Linked DNA regions of Mus musculus: region 2 is linked to region 1. The links are chromatin loops, found by intact Hi-C in ENCODE. Cell type or tissue: left cerebral cortex. All regions are shown on one strand. Links, peaks and the distances in the headings refer to the core of each region. The heading gives the core; the rest is flanking DNA. Region 1 overlaps Fhad1 (forkhead-associated (FHA) phosphopeptide binding domain 1). Region 2 holds the start of Ddi2 (DNA-damage inducible protein 2).

What was found. Peaks named below come from ENCODE experiments on the same cell type or tissue, not always from the same donor. Only the 100,000 strongest peaks of a DNase experiment are listed, where the experiment ranks them.
Region 2: a loop joins it to region 1, with 2.7 times the contacts of the local background. A loop is called at or near these places in 2 of 42 quality-filtered maps.

What each region holds. Positions count from the first base shown.
Region 1 is chr4:141,953,599-141,965,509 of GRCm38, forward strand. It overlaps Fhad1 (forkhead-associated (FHA) phosphopeptide binding domain 1), which reads right to left. Exons shown (of 32, transcript NM_177868.4): 8 at 10,987-11,076; 9 at 9,815-9,919; 10 at 3,977-4,084; 11 at 1,695-1,778; 12 at 444-593. Among named protein-coding and RNA genes, the nearest start is that of Fhad1os1, 23 kb to the right of the region's middle. In left cerebral cortex, for the core only: a CTCF peak has its summit at 4,783 (motif pointing left); DNase peaks (open chromatin) are centred at 1,660, 2,112, 4,774, 5,653 and 2 more places; H3K27ac peaks cover 1,913 bases.
Region 2 is chr4:141,713,565-141,725,475 of GRCm38, forward strand. It overlaps Ddi2 (DNA-damage inducible protein 2), which reads right to left and starts at 9,855. Exons shown (of 10, transcript NM_001017966.2): 1 at 9,493-9,855. The coding sequence starts at 9,630. In left cerebral cortex, for the core only: a CTCF peak has its summit at 6,544 (motif pointing right); DNase peaks (open chromatin) are centred at 6,166, 8,939, 9,329 and 9,878; H3K4me3 peaks cover 2,543 bases; H3K27ac peaks cover 1,674 bases.

The DNA of each region.
Region 1 (11,911 bases), core at 1,252-9,251:
GCTTATTTTTTGACAGTGTCTCTCACCGATGCCAGAGCTAGCTTATTTGGCTAGATTGAGTGCCTCACAAGTCCCCACCACCACCACCCGCCCCCACCCCTCCCTGGGATCTTTCTGCATCTGCTTTCCCAAACACTAGGGCAACAGGTGTGTGCTGGACCCATCTTTTTATGTGGGTGCTAAGGATTCAAACTCAGGACCTCCTGCTTGTGTAGGAAGCACGTTACTGTCCGAGCTATATCTTGAGTTTAAGAGAGAAAATAAGTCTGTATGAGTTCTTTCCCCAGAGGCAATTTTGAGTCAAAGGTGGGGTCTTAAAAAGGAGAATCTTTCTCCTCAACCTATCCCAGGGAGAGGGAAATTTCTTGCCCGGTTGCACAGACTGGGGGGGGAGGGGGGGTCAGCGGCAAGCCAGCGGCCTGGAAATCTCTCCCAGAGGCTACCTGGCACTTGTCCAGCAGCACCCTCAGCTTCTCCACGCTGTGCATGGTCTCCTCTTGCTTGGGGTGCAGATGGGTCTCCCTTTGCAGGGTCCACTTCCTCTGCTGGAAGCTGAGGTTGTCCTCGGTGACCTGGATGATCTTCTCTATCAGCTGGCCAGAGGACAGACAGTAAGATGTCTCAAGGCAGCCTGCTCTGCGAGGCAGGGACTGCAAAGTGGGAGCACAGGTCCTGGCTCGGTGGGGAGGGATGCAGGCCCTGAGGTGCTGCCTCTGAGGGAACATGTGCTCTGTCACCAGGACGCATCGCTCGGGAGCTGGGGTCTATACTGTCACTCTGAATTTGTTCCAGATCCTTCCATGCTTATAGCAATGACTTGACTCTAAGTGTGCGCTCACGGGCCATGGTTTCCTGTACCTGCCTGCCTGTGTTTTTTTTCTGTGTGTGAATACTGCGTGTGTATGTGTGTGTGTGTATGTACTGTGTCTGGGCATGGTGCACATGTGTGGAAGTATGCATGTGTATATCTGTGTGTGTGTGTGCAAGCCAGAGGGACACTGTGGCTACCATTCCTCATGTGCCATCCACCTGGTTTTACTGTAACAAGGCATCTCACTGGCCTAGAACTTGCCAAGTAGGCTAAGGCTGCCTGGTTGGAGAACCCTGAGTCCCAGGGGTCTCTGCTTGCCTGCCTCTCCCTAGCACTGGGGTTACAAGCATGTAATGGCACATAGACCTTTGTGTTTTGTGTTCTGGGGATTGAACTCAGGTCCTCATGCCTGCAAGGCAAACACTTCACTGACTGAGCTATTTCTCCAATTCCCCCACCCACTTGTAAACTTTTTACCTGTTCTTGGCCACAAAGGGCTGGAAAGATAACAAGGCAAACACCACGAAGCCTATCTACACTGCTGTGGGTTAGCTTCTCCTTTGGAAGGGATCAATCAAGGTATGTGGATCGAAGCCAGGTCACCCCTCTGCTCCCAGAGCACCAGTGTGTGTCTGGTGCCCAGCCACGAGCCTGCCTGGCCGGACTGGATTTCTACAAGGAACACTGCAAGGGATTTTTAAACCAGCTTTCACTTCAAAAGCCAGGAAATCCCCTAAAATCAAAACAAATCTTTATGGTGTAGCAACAGTGTGAGAAATATGTGCCACTAACAAAAACAAGCATATGCTCTCAGGGTCTGGCATCCAGATCCCCGGAGACAGAAGCGAAGGAGTCACGTGGCCAGAGAGCCAGCCACACTAACCTGCTGGTCCGTGATGGGCTTGTCGCGGAATGGCTTTGTTTTTCCGAAAGTGGCTTTGATGACCTGGTTTCTGAAGTTCTCTAGCTATGGCACAAAGAGGGGAAGGGGGGAGGTGACTGGTCAGTGGGGGTTGCCAAGACAGAGGCAAGGTGAAATGTTATCTTCACCTCAGAGTTCAGGCCACATGCCTGAATGGTCATTCATGGTTATGACGTACTGGGGTGAAGAGCCATAGACAGAATAGAGCAGCAGGCTTCAAGTATTCAATGCCCAACCCGATCCAGGCACACAGTCCCTGCACACCTGTCGAAGGCCCTCCAAAGAGGCTATTGCAGTCAGCCAATGGGAACGCTAGGTCCAGAAGTGCCTTTTCATAATTGCTAGGCTTTCAGCTCCAATAAACGTGATCAGCATTGGTGATAGGGAGAGGAGAAAGCGCACGTGTGTTCCCAGGTGCCTTGGGCATCAGCTGTCCAAAAGCTTCTGTTCATTGTGAGTCATTTTTATGTCTCTGGAGCCAGCATGGTGCAGGCATGGAATGGGCATTCCGGCGGGGTTTGCTGGGTACTGGGATATGGAAACCTATCAGTCAGGTACCTCCCATGGGTTGGAATTTTTAGTGTTTGGTGGAGGGGATGGCCCTGTGTGTAAAGCTTAGAGAATCCCAAGTCTAAGGCACACTAGACTCCCTCAGGAAGCAGAGGCTAAGAAGCCTGGTTGGAAATTTACTCCCACGGTACCCCAAGGTGCATGCCTGTGATCCACTGGACAGGGTGGGCATTGAAGACTAACATATATCCTCAAGGGGATCCGGGGGACCCACCAGATGATATTCAAAATCACAGAACGGTCCATAGGACTCAGAACCCTGGGAAAACAGAGATGATGACAGTACAGGAGACTTTCAAGCCAGGAGCTCCAAACTGTCTCCCGGTTTCATGGCCAAAGGAGGGGTCAAACTAGCCAAGAAGTTGGTTAGGTGGGAAAGCCCTATATGCAAGGTGACTGCTTGTAGTGAGAGGGATAGGGTGACAGGTTCTCAGATGCTGTGCTGGGAGCTGGGGACAATGGGCTGGGCTGAGAACGTCAGCTGGGCCTGGCCTTGAGGTAAAGAGAAGGCCAGGAGGCAGGAGGAAGGCTGACTCCCTCCCCCTGGAATCTATGCACGGAGCTGTCCCATGATCCTTTAGGTGACCCAGCTTGGAGCTGACATGAAGGCCTTTGGACAAGGAGCACAGACCATGCTCTCAGTTCAGGTATATTTGGGGAGGGGGGACTATAAGAGAGCAATGGAGATGAAGGAGCAGTCTAGGGACTGTGTGAGGGGACAAGGGACTGAGGATCTACTAGAGAAATCACAGCTGTAATGTGCTATTTGATGATAAGTTGAACAGCTGTCCAGTGATCAGCACCACTTGATGGAGTGAGTATACCTCTCCATGTCCCGAGTGCGGGGACCAAGCCTGCTTATACAACCTGGTTACAGCTCAGATCAGAAAAGAAATAGAAATTGTGTGAACTTGGTGCGGGATAATATGGAATTATGGTCCTTAGCATTTTTGAGGTGACTCACAGCCCTTCTGAGACCCTGCTAAGTGGTTATAGTAGACGTTCCCCACCCCACCCCCAGACACAGAAGCCAAACATCTCGGAACACAGAGTGTGTCTTGAACACCATCAGGTGGGGTGTCAGCAGAGATGCCCAGGGAGAATCCAGAGTAGCTGTCCTGGAGAGCTTTTAAGGCCTCTGTGCTTGGCTTTTCATTGGCTCTCCCCAAGCCCTTGGTAAAGTCTTACATCATTTTATATCCTGCACAGTGGAAGGCCCATTGGCCATCTTGGGCCAGAGCGATGGAAAAAGCGCCCTCCTGCCCAGCCAGGCGAGGACTCTCACTACCCTTCCCAGGATCATCTCTGTCTAGCATGGACTTTGGACACTCAGAGCTCACTTACTTAAAAAAAAGAGGCATTTCCTTATGGCCACTGAGACTCTGCGGGGGGCTCTTGGGGGAGGAAAGACCAGGGAAAATGCCTACACTGAAAGCAATAGGAGAAACTCTCCAGGGGGAAGAAGGGGGGAACAGGCAGCCCCGGGGCAGGGTTGGCTGCCTGGCCAGGGTCTTGGGTCACAGTCACAGCACACTATTGGAGTGAGGACATCCCAGCTGTTGATGGGTGGAACACCCAGGCATCACGCCCCACTCCACCTCGCCCCATCCTGACACCAGACTTGGCTGCCTGGTGTAGGAGACCCAGCAAGGAGGGCCATGGAACGCTCCTACCTGGCCTACTGCCCTTTCCAAATTGATTTTAATGAGGTTCTCTCTGTTCCCCATTTCTTGCAGCTGAAGCAATTTCCTTCTGGAATCTTCCTGAAGCTTCTCTTCGACCTGAAAGGATGACCAAAGCATGTGCTGGCTGCTGTTAATGCGGCCGTGAGGCGGGCGGTCTGTGGGGGAGCCCTCCATGAGGTTTAATGGCCTGGGGGCGGGGGTGTCCCAGAGGGACGTGCAGGAGCAGCAGCCCACGTGGCAGGGGGCAAAAGTGAGTCTGGTGAGGAAGCTGGCTTATGAGGCTTCGTCCCCTGGGGCCAAGCACCAGGCTTTACTCCCTGGGCCCGGCTGAGTTAGTCCTACCCCAGGCCTGAATCCGAGGGCAGTCCCTAATAGGTCATGTGACTTCAGAGGCTTGTTTTGTTGGTCTGTGACTCGGTCTTTGGGGGGTGGGGGAGGGCAATGTTTCTAGGACCGCCTCGAGTTACCATGGGGTTAAGAGTGTTTGGAGAAGTGGTGAGATTTTTATAACGTCTACGTGTGTGTTAGTGTTAGCTGTCACAAGTAAAACTGCAAGATAAACCTTTCTCCATTATTCTCATACCCTAAGTCCACGGGGGGCTTCGTAAATATTGTTATTAGGAATACTGTCCAGAATACGTCATTAGTGGGGACCACTCAGGGAGGTCAGCCAAGCAAGACTTTCAAAGAGATGGAACTTGCAGAAGGCATTCAAAAGGGATGGGGGGTCTGGGGCGTGGCTACTCATTCCCTCCCTGTAAGCGGGGAAAGTGCTCAATTCTACCCTCTGCTGGCCATTGGATGCACTGCATCTCCGTTCATAACTAGTTTTTCCAAATTAGATGTTAGACAGGATGGGCATGTTCATACACGTTTATAATGTATTCAGAACACGCCCACTCCTCGCTACCCCTCCTTCTCTCTCCCACATCGGTCCCTTTCTCTTCCTGTCCCACTTCCCTGGGGACCATGGCTCTAACCTGTATTAGAGGTTGGGGTACACCTTTAAAGGAAGGTGTTTCATGCTGAAGCAGACTCACGAGCCTCTTATTGGGGTCTGGAGAGGAGTGTGCCACAAATACACACCCCAAACCCTTCAGCACTTTGTCCAGAGCCCTGTGGGGCAGCGAAGAGCCCCTCACACTCAGGCTGCCTGAGAAGTCCGCTTTGGTTTTTATTGCTCGCCCTGAAGGTCCTCCCAGCTCTAAGGAGGGAGGGACTTCAATGTCTGGCCTTGGGCCTGCTCCGCCCTGGTTCCCAGCCCAAAGCCTCAGAGTCAGCCTCAGCCACAGCCACAGCCACAGCTCCACCCTGGCCCTCAAGTGTCCTGCCTGCCCTGTCCTTCTGTCATTGCCACAGAGAAGAGATGCTTAGGAGTGGATTCAGCCCTCAGAGGTCCCTACCCTGGATTAGACCTCAGACTGGGCACTGGTAACCTTGGGTCTCCTTGCCTCAGATCTATTTCCTTCTAGAACATTCTTGATGGTACCGCTGAGACCCACTCAGACATGAGCAACAGGGTCTGAATCAGCTTCCTCTCATAAGGCCTAGATGGCCAAAGTCTGGGCTGCCTGCTGACTGGCCCTGTGTGGATGTATGTGACAAGTGCTTAGGGACACTGGGTTTTAAATTTACATCCTGGCTCAGTGGAGGAGGTGGATTTTCAGTTGAATTTAAAAATACCATTTTATTTTTAAATATGAATATGGAGGATTGAGAATTTGGAAATGAATTTAATTTCAGTTTCAATAGTCACATGTGGCTAGTGGTAGTGCCGTAATGATGAGCCCCATAAATGAGGCTTCTAGCTTGGTTTTTACCCCTCAGTGAGTGTATGGTTTCTGCTCTGAGTTGCTCCCTCAAACCTCATGTCTTCATCTGTCAAATGGACATAACAGCTTTCAGATCATAGAGCGGGCTAAGAAAACAGACAGAAATGATTGTCACAATGCCAGAAACAGCCCTGACCGTCACAGGCAGAACTGGCCACAAACCTAGTGTGGTCACAGGCCTGCAGTAGCCTCTCTCTGTGTTCGGTACATAGCCCAGGCTCCAGTCTTAATGGGAAAAAAATGAAATGAAACAAAATAAATAAAGGGGAAGATGCAAGCAGCACATAGGAATGCAAAGGAAGTAAGGAAAAATGAGCCCACCTCAGGCAAGGTTGCTACACGGTTGCTGCGAGTCAAAGGGAAAGGAAATCTCAACAAATGGCAAGGGAGATTGGTTACATAATAACCACTGTGTAGTAAGAGTAATTATGTAACAGACTTACAGTTGGGAAAACAATAGGTCTACAGAGTGCTAAAGGAAATCAGTCAATGGAGAAATCCATGCACGTTAAAGTATGTTGCAGAAAGGAGGGTCTCTCTCTCTCTCTCTCTCTCTCTCTCTCTCTCTCTCTCTCTCACACACACACACACACACACACACACACACACACACACACACACACACAGATGCATGCATGCACACATGTACCCCCGAGAGACTTTACCATCAGTAGACACTTAATCCTTAGGGATATATTTTAGGCAGAGGAAGAAGGATCCTGGATGGATACCCAGGGACGTAGGGAAGGCAGCTCCCATGGGTGTGAACACTGAATGTATGACAGCATTGCGGGTGCCTCTGGGGCGTCAGTGTGGAGGGAGGTGTAGGTCCTGGTGCTTACATTACATAAGTCTCTGTGGTGCCAGCGATGCTAAAGGGTTGACGTTGGTGACCACTGTGTCATCTGGGAGTGGGGTGAAATCACCCATGGACACCGCGTTTTGATAAGATGAAAGTGCATGTTTAGAGTAACTGTGAAAAGAATATCAAAAGAGAAAACACTTGCTAGGCAGTAGTGGCAAGTTAATTCCAGCACTTAGGAGGCAGAAGCAGCACTCTGTGAATTCCAGGACAGCCAGGACTACATAGAGAAACACTGTCTCGAAAAAAAAAACAAGGGACTGGTGAGATGGCTCAGTGGGTAAGAGCACCTGACTGCTCTTCCGAAGGTCCAGAGTTCAAATCCCAGCAACCACATGGTGGCTCACAACCATCCGTAATGAGATCTGACTCCCTCTTCTGGAGTGTGTGAAGACAGCTACAGTGTATTTACATAAAATAATAAAATCTTTTTTTAAAAAAAAAGAAAAAACCAAAACAAACAGAAAAAGAGTAAAAAATTGACATCAGATTTTGGGAAGACATAATATAGCTTTTATGCCATTCTTACCAGATGAGGAACCGAGGGGAAAAAAATTCCAAAAGGATACAGGGGGAAATATCTAATGAAAACTATCAATGAGGTGGGCCTGGCGTGGCAGGCCTTTAATCCCAGCACTTTGGAAAGCACTGGCTGCTCTTGCAGAGGACTGGGGTTCAATTCCCAGAACCCACATGAAGGCTTGTAATCATCTCTAACTCCAGTTCTAGGGGATCCAACTCCTTCTTCTGGACTCCCTGGGTACTGTACACACACGGTGCCCAGATACACACGTAGGCTAAACACATAAACACTAAAAATAATTTTAAAATTAACATCATACCCTGACAACAACACGGGGTAAGGAGGGTTTATCTGCCTTATATTTCCAAGTTATAGTCGATTACGGAGGGGAGGCCAAGGCAAGCACTGGAGCATCTATCCATATCACATCCCAGTCAGAACAGAGAGAAATGCATGCACGCTGCACACTGAGGCTTGGTATTAAGATTTCTCTACCCTAGAAAGTTTTAAAAAAAACGTACGTGTGTGTGTGCATGTGTGTGTTGTGTGTTAGGGGATGTGTACACATGAATGCAGGTTCCTTGGGGGACAGAGGTGTTGGGTATTCCAGGGGTTAGAATCACAGGTGATTGTGAGCTACCTGATAGGGTTGCTAGGAATTGAACTCGGGTCCTCTGAAAGAGAAACTAGCACTCTTTATCTCTGAGCCATCTCTCTAGCCTCAGCTTTCTCCCTTTTTATACAGTTTGGGGACTAACCTAGGGAATGGTTCTACCCACAGTGGGCTGGTTCTTCTCATACTAATTAATGATCAAGATAACCCCACAGACCAATTAGACCTAGATAATTCCTAACTAAGCTCTCATCTCTGGCTACCCTAGGAGCTGGCAAGTGACACTTAAAACTAACCATCCAATGGTCAAACTTGACCTAGAAGACACATGTAGAACGCTGTGTCCTCTACAGAATGTATGTTCTTCTTGTAGGCACATATGAAACAAGCATGTACCATGTGGGCCACCAAGCAGACCACCAAGAAAATCTCAGTTGATGCCAGGGACCTAAAACACCCAGAGTAAGATCTCTGTACACAATGTAATCAAGCTAAAACCAATACCCAAAAGGCAGCCAAGAAATTCTCATATATTTAGATATTAGAAAATAACTCCAAAAATGCCACATGTCAGAGAAGAACTAATAATGGACACTGGGAAAGACTTGGTTCCGAGTAATAAAGAAAAACATTCTAGAACTCGTGGGGTGCAGCTAAAGCCTCATTTAGAGGAAAATGCATAGCCCAGAGGCCACTTGGTTCTATTGCCATGACTGTGGTGATTTTTAATGAAGAGATAAATCAAAGTCAATTTATTTCTACTGAGAGATATTCTCCAGAATGAAATACATTGAGCCAGTGGCTCAGCACATTCCCAGATGTTTCCATTTTCATTGTCTTGGGATAGTTTTTATCTAGATGCATTCTTTCCTGGGCAAATTTTACAAATAGGATTTAACTTATCTCTAAATTTTTCTGGCCGCTGTCATTTTAAAACATTAATTCTATTTACTTTTTAAAGATTTATTTATTTATTTATTTATTTATTTAATATATGAGTACACTGTAGCTGTACCAGAAGAGGGAATCAAACTCCATTACAGATGGTTGTGAGCCACCATGTGGTTGTTGGGATTTGAACTCATGACCTCTGGAAGAGCAGTCAGTGCTCTTAACTGCTTAGCCATCTCTCCAGCCCCGTTAATTTTATTTTTAATGTGTGTGTGTGTGTGTGTGTGTGTGTGTGTGTATGTGTGTGTCCATTCAATGCTGTCTATATGTGCCTGGCTGTGGGCCCGTCGTCAGTGGGCACGGACAGCCTCTTAGGGACTGTATCCTTGAAGAAAACTGACTCTTTCCCCAGTAGCCCTCAACTGCTGAGGGCTAGCTCACTAGCCCTCACTAGCTCCATGGCTAAGTGTGGGACTTCATGTGTCCCTCCCACAGCTCATAGTGGGATTTTGAGTTTTTATTGTTCTCCACTTTTTTTTTTTTTTTTTTTTTTTTTTTTTTTTTTGACACAGACTCTCACTGAACCTAGAGCCCATCCATTCTTCCAGCTTGGCTGATTAGAGGGCCCCTGTATCTCCATCCACCCCAGTGCTGGAATTACAGCTATGTGCCACCACTGACGGAGCTCACATAGGTTCTGGGGCTCTAAACTCAGATTCCCGTGCTAGTGCAGCAGGGCACTTCACCCATGGAGCCATCTTCCCAGCCCTGAACTCTGTTTTATATTAGCTTTTAGATTAGCCCTGTGTGGCTGCCACCCTCTGAAATGGATGCCACATTTTCCAGGAAAGGAAAGCAACACAAGACCCACTAGGATCTGCAGGTAGGGGCGAGTCTCTCTTAGATAAAGCGGGAACCGTTTTAGTCTGAGCATCTTGCTGGGGCGTGGGGGGCGGGGGTTACCTTCTCCCGTCCGAGAGGAGCGGCAGATGCCGGCATCGGCCACACGGGGGCGCTTTGTGGGTGGAGCGGGACGCTGCACAGGGGCTGGGGGAGTTTATCTCCCGTGGTCATGGACACAATCAAGCTTCCTTGAAGCACGCACCTTGTTCTTTTCTCGTAGCGTCTTGGAGATGATGTTCTGACCCATATAGTTCTTCTTTAGTTCCTCTCTGAGCTTCCTCACTTCTTTCTCCATGTCTTGCATTTGCTTAAAAAAAAAAAAAAAAAAAAAAAGCAACCACAGAGAATTCAAGTTCACTAGGCATGGCAAGTCGCCTCCTAAATGGAAGCCCCCCCCCCCCCAGGTCTCCCGTGTTCCTGGGACTCATACAGGTAGGATCCACACCAGCCAGCTAAGCGCCTTCTTTGCTCTACATTTGCAGGCAAAGTAGATTTCTCTTCACCCAACCCCCTGATTAATATATTCAATGTGCTTGATAAAGGAAAAGAATTAATTTCTTTGAAAAAAACAATCAGTAGAAGGGGTTTGAAGGGCTTGGGAGAATGGCTCAGTGGCTGAGTGCTTGCTGTGCAAACACAAGGACTGGAGTTCGGATCCCCAGAACCCAAGCAAGAGCCTGATGGGCATGGCCTGAAGTCCGGGCCTCAGAAGCCAGAGACAGGGCCGCTCAATCAAACCTAGAGCAACCTGCTTACTAGGGACAAGAGGGACTGGGATATTGACATAAAGATGACATTTTTATTGCATTTTTAGATGTTTATTTTTAGGTGTGTTCCCTGCCCTGGACCTTTGTTTACATAAATCTAAATTCTACCATTTAAATGTGGCCACAGGTGGTGTCCTGAACACAAATATCTCCTGTTTTTAACAACCGAGATTTCATAACACTGAGTAAAAATGAAAGAAAGAGAAAGGTTGTTGTTTGTCTTAGAGAGAAGGTGGCCAGAAAAATATCTGCAAAGGGGCAAGAAGGATGGCTCAACAATTAAGAATGCTCTTGTAGAAGACCTGAGTTCAGATGCCAGCACCCATGATGTGTGACTCACAACCACCTGTATGCAATCCCAGTTCGTGGGTATCTAATGCCCCCTCCATGCTTGTGTGCATGCATGCAGTAGGTGTGGCCTCCTGACATTGTCCCTGCTCAGCTCCAGGGGAAACCCATGGGAAAAACAGAGGCAACTAGCTGGAGAAACCTGGAGAGAGCTCCATGGCTTCCTCCAAACAGCAGAGCCAGAACCTTGTGCTTTGGGGAGGGCCGCGGCTCGCACCAAGCACATCAAGGTCAGAGGCAATGAGGACCATCAACTCACACTTCTGCATAGCTTCAGCTCTTTCTCCTGGGCCTCCCTGCGATCCTTCTGAGCCTCTTCCTTTCTTAGCTCTTCTTTCATCACTGAACACTGAGGAGAGAAAGGGCAGCAAAGAAAGAGACCACGGCTGGCGGTGTGGAGGTGTCTGGGGAGGGCCCCAGCTGGCCCGGAGAGCACTCTGTGCTGTTTCCATCCCAATCGTACGCCCACATTCCAGCAGGGGTGACAGCTGGTGTCTGACAGGCACACAGATGCTTCAGGGGCTCTGGGTTCCTGCTTTTCTCTCTCTCTTCTCTCTCTCTCTCCTCTCTCTCTCTCTCCTCTCTCCTCTCTCCTCTCTCCCTTCTCCCCTCTTTCCTCTCTCCTCTCTCTCTCTCTCTCTCTCTCTCTCTCTCTCTCTCTCTCTCTCTCCCTCCCCCCCTCCAGATCTAAATTCCTTTTCGGAAGCCAGCAATTCGAATCATGAGAAAAACTCATCTTTGAGGAGCTGGGTGAAGGCGCACGTGTGTGTTGCCACTGGGACCCTGAGTGGCTCTAAGGACCACACTGTGTTATTTCATAGGATGTGACCACGCAGCAGTGTGGAGGGAAATGCAACCCTCATTAAGAGATGTTGCTTTGCTTCCAGTTAAGAACGTGTGCTGTTTGGTTTTAACTGTCAGCTCCACAAAACCTAGAATCACCTGGGTATAGTGTGAGGAATTATCTGTATTAGGTTGGCCTGTGTGCACATCGATGGCGCGGGGGGGGGGGGGGATTGTTGTGATTCTTTTTTTTTCCATTTTTTATTAGGTATTTAGCTCATTTACATTTCCAATGCTATACCAAAAGTACCCCATACCCACCCACCCCCCACTCCCCTACCCACCCACTCCCCCTTTTTGGCCCTGGCATTCCCCTGTACTGGGGCATATAAAGTTTGCGT
Region 2 (11,911 bases), core at 2,268-10,267, 240 kb before region 1:
GCAACATGGCAACACTTTTCCTCTTCATCATATTTCCTGCCAAGACCTTTTCATGGGTTCCCATCACGCCTAGAAGGAAATCCCAAGCCCTGCCTGTCTCCTACGATGAAAGAACAACACAAACCCCATTTGTCTTCATTTAAGATCAGCCATTTAAGGAAAGGCTGTAAGGCACCAGTTCCAGGAACAGACCATAAAATACAGAACAAGATCATAAAACCCCCTCCCAAAGAACAGCCTGGAGATAACCACAAAAATGGGGAAGTATTTTACCTCAGAATGGGCCATCTGTGCTGGGCAGCCCTATTTCATCCTATGGTTAAACATTCATGACATAGGCGTGTAGACCACTGACTACCTCTGACCCCCTAGCACACCAATTAAATTTTCGATGACATAATCCCTCTAGAGAGTAACCACTGTAAGCCCATGCCATCCCACCCCCATTCTCTATAAGAAAGCCTGTGGGCCTTGGTCTGGGACTGCCACTTCAAAGGACGGCTGACCCCTGCATGCTGGTTGTTTCTGCAGAGTAAAGGCTCTCTGTCTTTGCATGCTGAGTCTGGGGTCTTCCTTCAGCGATTTTCAGACCCTTACACTAGGCCCAAAGGATCTGGCTGATGGCTGCTTCTGACTTCACGCTTCTGTTGTCCTAATGAGACTCACATCCTCTCAGGTCGTTTGTTTCTTTCTTCTATCACTCTGTTTAGGTCTCTAGTCAAGTACTACCCTTCAGTGCTCTTTCCAAAAGCCACACGTACCCTGGATATGGGCTGTGGGTGTAGCTCAACGACATAGCATTTCTCTTACACCCAAGGCCCAGGTTCCATCCCTAACAACACAATGTACTTTAAAGCCAACTCTACTTGCCTCATCTACTGTGCTACATACTGATCTGCTCCTTTGTCTGCTCAAATGAAACGTAGGCTGTACGGAAGCAACATTTGGTTCAACTGTCCACCACAGAGGCTTAGGACCAGGCCTGTTATATAAGGAATGCCCAGAGGTCTGCTCAGGTAAAGGATGGGTGGGATCATAGAGTAGGGAGTCTTACTTAGCTTTCACTCTGAGCAACCAAGGAAAGAGGAATGACAGGTTCTGGGTATGTTTACTACAAGGAGAACTAGCCATGAAGGAACATGCAATACTGGGAGGCCAAGGCAGAAAAACCATCTCCAGTACCAGGCTGGCCACAGCTGTACTCAAGGATCAAGTTCTAAACAAACAAACAAATCATCTGACAAATTCAAGATAAAAACTTTCAAGATAAAAAGATAATCATGGTTTTCAACTGTAAAACAACCATCCCCCAACCGTGGCAGCTTACTGGCACGGGGTATGTGTGCTCACAGCCTTTCTCTTCATCCCCAAAGGCTTACTGCTCTCCTGCTTGTGAAATATAAATAGGAAAGAAAACAAAGCATGTGAGCTAAGTACTATTAACAGAAATACTTTCTATGTCCAACACAACATCCGAGAGCAGTATGAGGAGAAGGAGGAACAGAACACAGAGCAGCACACTGACTTAGCCACATAAGGATGTAAGGTGGTCCCTATGTCATCATGTAGTCCACAGAACAGACTGGGTCCTGAGCCACAGCTTGCTCCCTGAGCGTACTCTGCACTGGGCCATAAGCTGACTGTGCAACTTGAGCTGGCTATTAACTCAGCCAGGAGGGGCCCTGTCATTAGGTGGGCCAAGAGTCAAATTTCTTGTGTCCAGCAGGCCACCAGGACTGATCACAACAGATGTCCCTTCTAGTTCTTTTTCCACACTAAGCCCAGGGCCTTGTACCTGGATAGGCAACTTGTCTACCACTGAGCTCTGCCACCAGGCCTCCCTCATCCACCCACATGCTCTCTTAGCTTCGTTCCCGGGCACAGAGAGAACAGATAGCATTTGCACAGGCCACTCTGACCATTCACTGTCATTCTGCTCCCAAGTCTGTGGTGATAGGGGCAAAAAGTGACCCTTCAAAGCTGAATCCTTCCAGAGACAAGAGAATAGAACTCATCTGTCCAACTTTACAAGTTTTATACAAGACTAAAAATGACTGCAACCAGGTGGATCCCTGTGAATTTGAAGCAAACCTGGTCTTCATTCAAGTCCAGGACAGCCAGGGGTATTACACAGAGAAACTCTAAAAATCAAAACTCTTGTTCTAGCCGGGCGTGGTGGCGAACGCCTTTAATCCCAGCACTCGGGAGGCAGAGGCAGGTGGATTTCTGAGTTCGAGGCCAGCCTGGTCTACAAAGTGAGCTCCAGGACAGCCAGGGCTACAAATAGAAACCCTGTCTTGAAAAACCAAAAAAAAAAACAAAAAAACAAAAAAAAAAAACTCTTGTTCTAACACTTACATATAGTGCAGATCTTATACTTTAAGGTAGAAAACAAGGGATTCCTTTTCTCTTTGGTAATTCAAAAAGAAAGTTGTGCTACACATAACTTGTTGGGGTATGAAGAAATCAACCATAAGTCAGAGCAGAGGCTGTGTACCTGGGTGGCATCAACACCACTAAGCCACTGTGAGGAGGTCACCAATAGCCCATGGCCTACTCTAGCTTCTCAGGCTCAGCTGTCAGTTTATTTAAAGACACATGACTAGTCTCCCAAGGCAGACAGACACACTAGACATTCTTACTAGAAATGTACTCATTTATAAAGAACCAAACTCAGGAAGGTAAGAACGCTTTAGGGTCTGAGGCTGTGGTTCAGTGGGAAAGCATCTGCCTGGCATGGAAGAGCCCATGGATCCTCTCCCAGTGGGACACAATATAAACATCAAAACAAAAAAGAGCACCCTGCTACCACTGAGTGAGGCTCTACTGGGCTAACATGCCAAGTCCCCATCCTCCCACTTAACTCTCACACTGTCTCACTGGATGTCAATCATTTTAACAGAGATCATTTGTCCAATTTTATGAACCAGAAGACACAGAGGTCACACAGCCATTAAGAGAACTGAAACTGGAGTTCTATATGCTCAACATTAAAATGATATTCTTTTACAGCACCCAAAGCAGCCTCAGAGATTGGCCTCTAAGTCATCCTCTACCTTAAAACTCTACACCTCCACTGGCAGTGCCTGCCTGAGGCCCTGGTTCAATTCTGAGTAGAGGAGTATGGGACACACACACACACACACACACATCAATTAATACTGGGGCTGGGGAATGTAGCTCAATGGAGCAACACTGCAAAGGACATGACAAGGCAGGAGAGAAGGGAAAGAAATATTGCAATGCCTAGCGTCTTCATGGTTGGCCCATTTTTTTTTCCTTTTTTTCCTTATTTTTAGATTCTTTTCTATGTATATGGACCTTTTACCTGCATTTACATGTGCGCATCACCTGCATTTATATGTGTATCTCACCTACATATATGTGTATCTCATCTGCATGCATGTATATACCACCTGGGAAGTATATATGTATATTACCTGCAAGTATATCCATACTTTACCTGCATATGTATTATGTATATCACTTGCATGCCTGGTGCCTGTGGAGACCATTCATTAGTGTTAGATTCTCTAAAACTGGAATTACAAATGTTTGTGAGCCACCATTTGGATGCTGGGAACTGAACCCAGCCTTCAGCAAGAGCAGCCAGTGTGCTTACAACTGCTGAGCTATCTTCCCAGCCCCAGTTTCTTCTTTTTAAAAGCATGGCAACAAAAGTCAAGAGTAATAGCATTCACCTTTAATCCCAGCATTCAGGAGGCAGAGGCAGGCAGATCTCTGGATGTCTCTGAGTTTGAGGCCAACCTGGTTTACACAGCATTCCAGGACAGTCTGGGCCTATATAGAAAACCTTGTCTTGAAAAAAAAATTTGAGAAGGGGAGGGGAGGGGAGGGGAAAGGAGGGGAGGGGAGGGGAGGGGAGGATGGGGACAATCATGATTGACAAGGAAGTGCTAAGTTCCAGATAGTCACTGACATCTGGCATGGTAACAAGCTATGGAATACCTCACCCAATCTCAAAATGGGTGGATTAGTTAGTTAGGCATTGATATCTGTTTAGCCCTGATTTCAAAGGATTTGGATGTTGGTCAGAAGGGTAAATCAAAGGACTATTCACATCATGGCACGGCAGAAAACAAAGAAGAGGACACAGGAAGACATATCCCAAGGACATACTTTCAATGATCCTCTTCTTCTAACCAGGTCCCATCTTCACCACCTCCCAGTAATTCCATTTTACTATGAGTTCATCAAAGGATTGGTTAATCCATGGGTTAGGTCAGAGCCTCATGATGCAATTGTCTCTGAAAATGCTGTAATAGGCACGTGTGGAGGTGTGTTTCACTGATCCCCCGGGAAGGCTAATTCAGTTGTGTTGACAACAAAATTAGCCATCACACTGGGTAGAAAAAAATACTCACAAGAACCAAAATCAGCAAGTAACCAGGACATGGAAACATAATACTGTAATCCCAATACTTAGGGTGGCGATAAGGCCAGGCTGGGCTACTGAGACCCTAGCTCAAAATAGTTCAAGAAAGGCAGTAACTTTTCTTTTTTTTTCATCTTAAGTCCGTAAGGAAATCACCTTTAGGTCAGCCTGCAATCCCAGTACTTGGGGAGCAGAGGCAGGAGGATTAGTGGCTCAAGGCTAGCTTGGGCTATCTAAAACAAACCCTGCCATCTTCCAACTTAGATCAATGACTTCATGTCTCTATCAGCCAAACAAAAGGCAAGCTGGTGATGGCTCTGGCACAACTCTTACAACTTCTGTTACCCCCTCAAAAGCGAGTATGGAAGACCTGAGCCCTGCTATTCAGAACAGCTTACTAGATAAATCGATTATGCAGGTGTAAATCTGCAGAAGTGGTACCAGAGGAACAAGCTGGAGACACAATTTCAACCTCAGTCAACATCTAGCGACAGACTAATTAATATCATTAATACAACTCCACCCTTAAGCATGACATCAAATGTCTTCTAGTATCGCAGAGTGTGGTGGCTCACACACTTTTTTTATTTTTGTTTGTGTTTTTTTGAGACAGGGTTTCTCTGTGTAGCCCTGGCTGTCCTGGAACTCACTCTGTAGACCAGGCTGGCCTCGAACTCAGAAATCCGCCTGCCCCTACCTCCGGAGTGCTGGGACTAAAGGTGTGCGCCACCACGCCCGGCTTGGCTCACACTCTTAACCCCAGCAATCGGGAGGCAGATCTCTGGGAGTTCGAGGCCAGCCTGGTCTGCAGAGTTCCAGGACAGCCAGGGCTACACAGAGAAACCCTGTCTGGAAAAGCAAAGCAAACCAAACCAAAGCAGAATTTTTTGGTATCTGAAAGAGCTTCCATTTACTGGGGATTGGGGAGCTAAACTGTTTTCTCTTTTGACAAGTGCTGGGGATCTAATGCATAGCAGGCAAGCACTCTCTCTACCAGAGCTACCCCTAACCCAGTACATCTTATTTTTCTGAAACAAGGTTTCCTATACAGACCAGGCTAGCCTAGATCTTCCAGCTCCACCTCAGCCTGCCTCTCAAGTGCTGGGATTAACAATGCGAGTCACCATGCTCAGCACCCCAACAAAAACCTGAGACAGGTTCTTACCGCGCAGGCTCAGCTGTCCTGAGACCTGAAATGGAGTCCAGGCTGGCCTTGAACTCTCAGTCTCAAATATCAAACAAAAACAATCAAAACCAAACTAACACTCAATGTGCAAGTTATCCCTGGGTTATGAGGAATAAGTGAGCTGTGGCAGTCTTTATCCTTCTCTGTGTTACAACCTTTCTAGCATAGCTATTCAGCATTTACCAGAAAGAAAGAAAGAAAGAAAGAAAGAAAGAAAGAAAGAAAGAAAGAAAGAAACCAAAAAAACAAAAAACAGGAAAGAAAAATACATAAGGAAATAAACACATCAAAACTAGCCACCACAGAAACTTCCACTTTCCATGGTTTAAAATAGCATTTTTGTAACCCACACTCAGGCTGTGTGCAAAAGTAGCATTTCCAGGGTCACAGCTAACTGCTGTTAGCTGCTACTTCAGCATGCCTTTCATTGAGGGTCTTCTACTCTGTACAGGCTTTTTTCCCACACCACCTACAGAAGTAAACTATGTTTCAAAACTATCAAGACATTAATTTAATGCGAAACTAAGTCCTAATAACTGTTTGAGGTCAGCCCAGCCGAGCCTGCATCAAAGCATCACCATGAGCCTGCCTGGCTGCCAAGCCCACACTTGCTCTGAGACAGAACAGGTTCTGTTTTAATCGCAGTACAAGTGAAGATGGTTTCTATTCTAAACTTATTGTCATTAGATTACAACTACTATAATCAGACTAGAGCTGTTAAAAACCTCACACCTTCTCCAAGTGACTTGCGCACATATGCTGCTGCTGAGAGATAGAGCTCCAAACCAGCATCCCCTGTGAGGGACACACGCTGGACAGTCCCTCAAGGGTACATACAGGAGGGAAACAGCGCAGCCATTTTTATTTCCATTGATTTTTTAATTTTTGAAAAATGTCCACTTATTTCTGTGTACTTTACCTGCATGTCTATACAGCTGGTGCCCACAGAGGCCACAAGAGGGCATTGAATCCTGTGGAACTAGAGTTACTGATGGTTGTGAGCCACTGTATGGGTGCTGGGAATCAAACCTCTGTAAGACGCCTCTATAAAAGCAGCAAGTGCTCTTAATGGTTATCTGTCTCTCGAACCCCATTTTCATTCATTCTAGTTCATCCTCCTCCCAAGCCCCCCAGGTTTCTCTGTGTATCCCTGGCTGTCTAGGCACTTGACCTGTAGACCAGGCTCACCTTGAACTCAGAGATCTACTGGCCTCTGCCTCCTGAGTTCTGGGATTAAAGATGTGCACCACCACTCGGCTTAGCTGACCTTTTCTTGAGTTCTATTTTGTATCTATTTATAATGTACATCACTACTTAATGTATATAATGTAACTGATGTATATGCACATATGTAATACCTGTTAGCTGTGTACCATACTACGTTGTGTACCGTGCTATGAACCATACAGCTGACTGTGCGCACACATGCCTAATACATAAAACAGGCATTTATGTATAAGGTGCTGTGAGCAGGGTGGAAAACACTTCACTTACGGGGCTATAGTAGATATAACATGAGAATAATAAATTAGAACAGAAACCATCTCCACCTGCACATGTGATTAAAGTGGGACTCTGAAGCCAAGCCAAGAGACCGGAATGGAAGAAACTCAAGTAAACAGACTGAATGAAAGCTGAGAGGAAGGGACAAAACAGAAAAACTGGTTAGGGAGCTCAAGACAAACAGACTAGGACTTAAAAAACAAAAGACTATCATGTTTACTTTCATGATCCAATGAAAGGAAGTGACTCAAGTGTCTGGGGTGGATCCTGTTCCTGCCTGAGGGGGGCTAGCCAGTGAACTAGACAAGTGACCCCCCACTTAAAAATCAGCTCTTAAAATAGACACTGAGTTGTCAGGTTACATAGAGCCAACAGCACTAACCTGAAAAACAGGGTGCTGTTTACAGCTATTTAATACAGGCTTACCACTGTTGGGAATCCGGGTTTCTGCATGCCAATTTGGGTTGGGAAGAAAGTCAACACCGAATTTACTTAGAGAAGAACTTAGAGCTAGCCTAATTGTTCAAATGGTACCCTTCAAACTCCAGACTAAAGACTGAACCCTCCTTAACCATACAATTATGATTCAGCCTGCTATCCCCTTTAGTTTACTTAACATTTTCTGCAGACATCGGAGTGCAATGGGCTGGGCAGGGAGCGTGTAAGACAGCGGTAGTGCTAGCTAGGATGACGTGCACACAGGATGGAGGAAGAGAAACAGCAGAGAAACAGCTTCACCCTCTGTAGACCTCAAGTCCTACCAACAAATTCAACTTAAAATTACTCCCCATCAGCTGGCAATTATAACTTGGGTCATCAAAACACCCTACACACACACACACACACACACACACACAAAAATTGAAAAAAATTTTTAAAAAAAACTTCAAAACTGAAAACTGAACTTGGGCATGATAGTGTATTCTTGTAATCCCAGCTGTACAGGAGCCTGAAGCAGGAGGGCTGCTGTCTGAGACTAGCCTTGACCCCACAGTTGAGACCTTGTCTCAAAAACAACAACAACAACAAAAAACCCAACAACAACAACAAAAAAAACCAAAGCAAACAAACAAAAACCAAAAGCAGCTGGTTGTGATGGCTCAGGCCTTAACTCCAAACATTTGGGAGGCAAAGTCAACAGGGATCTCTGAGTGTAGATGGGAGCCAGTGTTTTATATAGTGAGACCTGCCTTAAAAACAAAACAAACAACAACCAGCAATTAATCAATCCTCTAAAAAGTCAAATCTCCCCCAGCCCCCCAAACTCCCTGGTCCTAGCTTGCCCCTGCTACCTGTATGAGGAGGCTGACCAACAGGAATGGGGTCCTAGGTTTTTGTGGGTTAATTTTTCTGTGGAAATTGGGGGAACTGTTTATTCCCAACTTTTGCCAGACCGCGTATGTGAGTGACACCTCCTTCCCTAAAATAGATCCTTCCAGAAAGAGCTGCATGCCAAGGTTCTAAAGTTCACATTGTGTGAAGGAATGGTACTTCTGAACACAATATTGACACGCAGAGTTTACCGTAAGTCAGGACAGAACAGGCAGTCGTTGGGCAACAGTTTTTGGAACTATTTCATAATTGCAGAAGGAAATCAAGATTTACATTCTGGGGCCTTGGGAGCTGTCTATAATTTTCTGGTGTTTAGACTACACCCAGCGGGGGCCACTTTGGTTAGAATCTTAAGGGATTTAGTGCAAAGGTTACAAAATAGTCCACCTATTGTTTGATGAAGTCTACTAAGGACACCAAAGCATTTTGAGAATATATTTTCTTGTTAAAACATGAGAAGGCTGAACTCCTGGCCGCCGAATCCCTCGGGGGTCTTCAGACAGTAGGCCATTTTCAAGCTAATATCCTTCGAAAGCACTGAGCTTTGAACTGACCCAACTAAACTGGGCCCAGAAAGGAGGAGGGCTTTGGCCTGAGAGAAGCAGACAGACTGAGTTAACCTAACCATTACTTTAATTAATATATGACATATATATATGTGTGTGTGTGTATACATATATAATAAATTAACCAAAAATGTATGCATTTCCAGAGACGTCAATGGCAGAGTGAGTCTCAAACTTTTTCCCCTCACTTTCAACCGCAAATCTGCATTCTCCCAGGTAGTAAACTGCGCATATTGGAGCGGTCCAAATAAGCGAACCCCAGGCAGGCGTCGTTCTCCCAGTGATCCAAACTGGTATTTCTGGTCGGAAAGTCAGGAGATCCCGGATGAGGACCCAGGCTCCCGAAGGCCAGAAGGTGGGGAGGGCTGCCCGCCCGCGCACGTGCCCCTCTAGCTGCAGTGGGTGCATCCACGGGCGGCTGCAGGACTCGGCCCCCGCCGGCCCCCAGCTCCCCCCGCCCCCGGCCACAGCGGCCGGAGGCCCCCGCTCGCTGCCGCACCCCGGCGTACCTGGCTCTCGGCGGCGGGGATGCCGGACTCGAGCTCGCACAGCGCGCGGAAGTTGTGCAGCTCGAAGTCGGCGTCGACCTGGAGGGAAAAGGTCACCTCGGAGAGGTCCCTCCGCACACAGTACACGGTGAGCAGCATGGCCCGGGCCCGACCCGGCTCGACTCGGCCCGGCCTGGGCGCTGGGCGGAAGGCAGTCGGCGGCTGGGGAGACCTGGCGGCAGCGGCGGGAGGGCGACGGGCGCGGGCTGCTCGCTCGCTCGCTCGCTCGCTCCTTTCCTCCCTCACACGCGCGCAATGACTCACTCGCTCCCGCCCTCGGCAGCCAGCGCGGCCGCCGCCACCCGCCTGCGACGCCGTCTGCCTGCCTGCCGGCCTGCCTCCCACCGCTGCCGTCAAGCTCGCGGGCCGCCCGCCCGGCGCCCCGCCCCGTCGCAACGCCACGGCCGTAAAGCGCGCCAGGCTGCCGGCAGCCTTCGCGACGCTAGGCTGTGGGGCAGGGCGGGGCTGGGGAGACTGGAGGGAGGAATGGGGATGCGGGGTGGGGGAACCCCACGATTTAATGCTTGAGCTCCGGAGTATTCCAGGATCCCAGTCCCAGTTAGTCATCCAACGGGGACCTACTGTGCGAATGGCGTGTGCATAAAAATGGTTGAAAGACAAATTAAGCACATCTTTCTAAAACAGAGTTTTCGTAATGGAAGTTGTCATTTCAGTAATATTAACTCGGTTTCGACTTGGTAATGAATGTAGGACGAAAATCCAGATCCTTTGCTGTGCTCGAGGCCCATCCCAGCCTGCGGGCTGGCATGGCTGCGCTGGCAGCCACACACACACAGCACAGTTCTTAGTTAACTCACTCTCAGACTGCATCCAGCACTGGACGTTTACTGGGTACGGTTTAGAATTTACTCCGTATACTGGGACTGGTAGCGCAAACCTGTAATCCCAGCTACTCAGGAGGGTGAACAGAAGGCTGGCAAATTCCAAGCCTGCCTGGATCATAAGTGTTCCAGTCTGAACAATTTACTTTAATGGTATAGATAAAATACCTTGTTGACATCTTGCCTACCAGGACCAAGCTCAACCTCAGCAGGACAAAAAGACAGTACTTGGGAAACAGTCGTTATTTTAGTGGCCACTCAATTCATAAGAAGATGTAGATACCAAGAATGGTAAAAATCCGAAAACATCTCCCGGGCCCACTAGGGTGGTCCACATTTGTAATCCCAGCACTCAGGAGTGTTTGGTTTCCAGTCCTGGATTAGGGGCTGAGGTATGCATTGTACAAATCAAAGGCTCAAGGTTCTCCTGACATCCCTCTGTCCCTACCTGGCAGGGACTCAGCTGCCCTTCCCCCAGAGACTCTTCTGCATTTAATACAGATATCATATCATATATGATATCATTGGTCTCTCTCTCCCCCCCACCCCCATTCTCTTTCTTTCTTTCTCTCTTTCTCTCTTTCTTTCTTTCTTTCTTTCTTTCTTTCTTTCTTTCTTTCTTTCTTTCTTTTCCCTCTTCTCCTTTCCCTTCCCATGGCGACTAATATGGCTTCCTTCCTCTCCTTCCTTGGGACCAGTGAATTCGTCCTCCTGACAGAAGCTTCCCAACCCAACAAACCCGCATTTACGACGAGCTAATCTGTCTTGAATTGGTTCATTTCACCATCATCCAGGAGCAGAGACTGCAGGATCACTACAAGCACAAGGATTTCCACTCCTGGCTCCGTGGAGCGAGGAGCCTCCTCCAGCAGAACAGGAAGGAAATGGGAAGCAGGGTGGCTGTGGATGCTGCAAGAACTTCACTTTGCAGAAAAGACAGAATACATAGGCGCAAGACTTTTACAAAAACAGAAGTGGAGACGCTGGGACCACAGGACAGGGCTGAAATCAAGCATCCGTGACAGAAAGCCCAGCTGCTGTGCCAAACGAAAAGAAAATTGCAATGAAAATGTCAGCTAGAGAGCCTTTCAAAATGGAGTTAGGAAACTTAAGTAAGGTTTGTGAGGATGCCAGATGCCCCACAGGATGTGAACTCCAATCACCCCACTGTGATTGCGTCTCCACAGTTAGTGGGCACCAAGATGTTTATTGTGGCATGAATTGTTCCTTTAGAAATTTAAAACTGTAAACCAGGCAGTGGCGGTGCACATCTTTAACCCCAGCACTTGAGAGGAGGCAGAGGCAGGTGGATCTCTATGAGTTCCAGGGAAGTCTGGTCTACAGAGAGAAACCCTGTTATATGTATGTGTGTATTGGCTGCATGTTTGTCTGAGCACAAGTATGGATAGTGCTGGTGAGGAGGAAAAGGATGTCAGGTTCCCTGGGTCTGGAGTCGATGGCCGTTGTGAGCTGACATATGGGTGCTGGGAACTAAATTGGATCTAACCTCTAGAAGGGCAGCCAGTGCTCTTATCTGC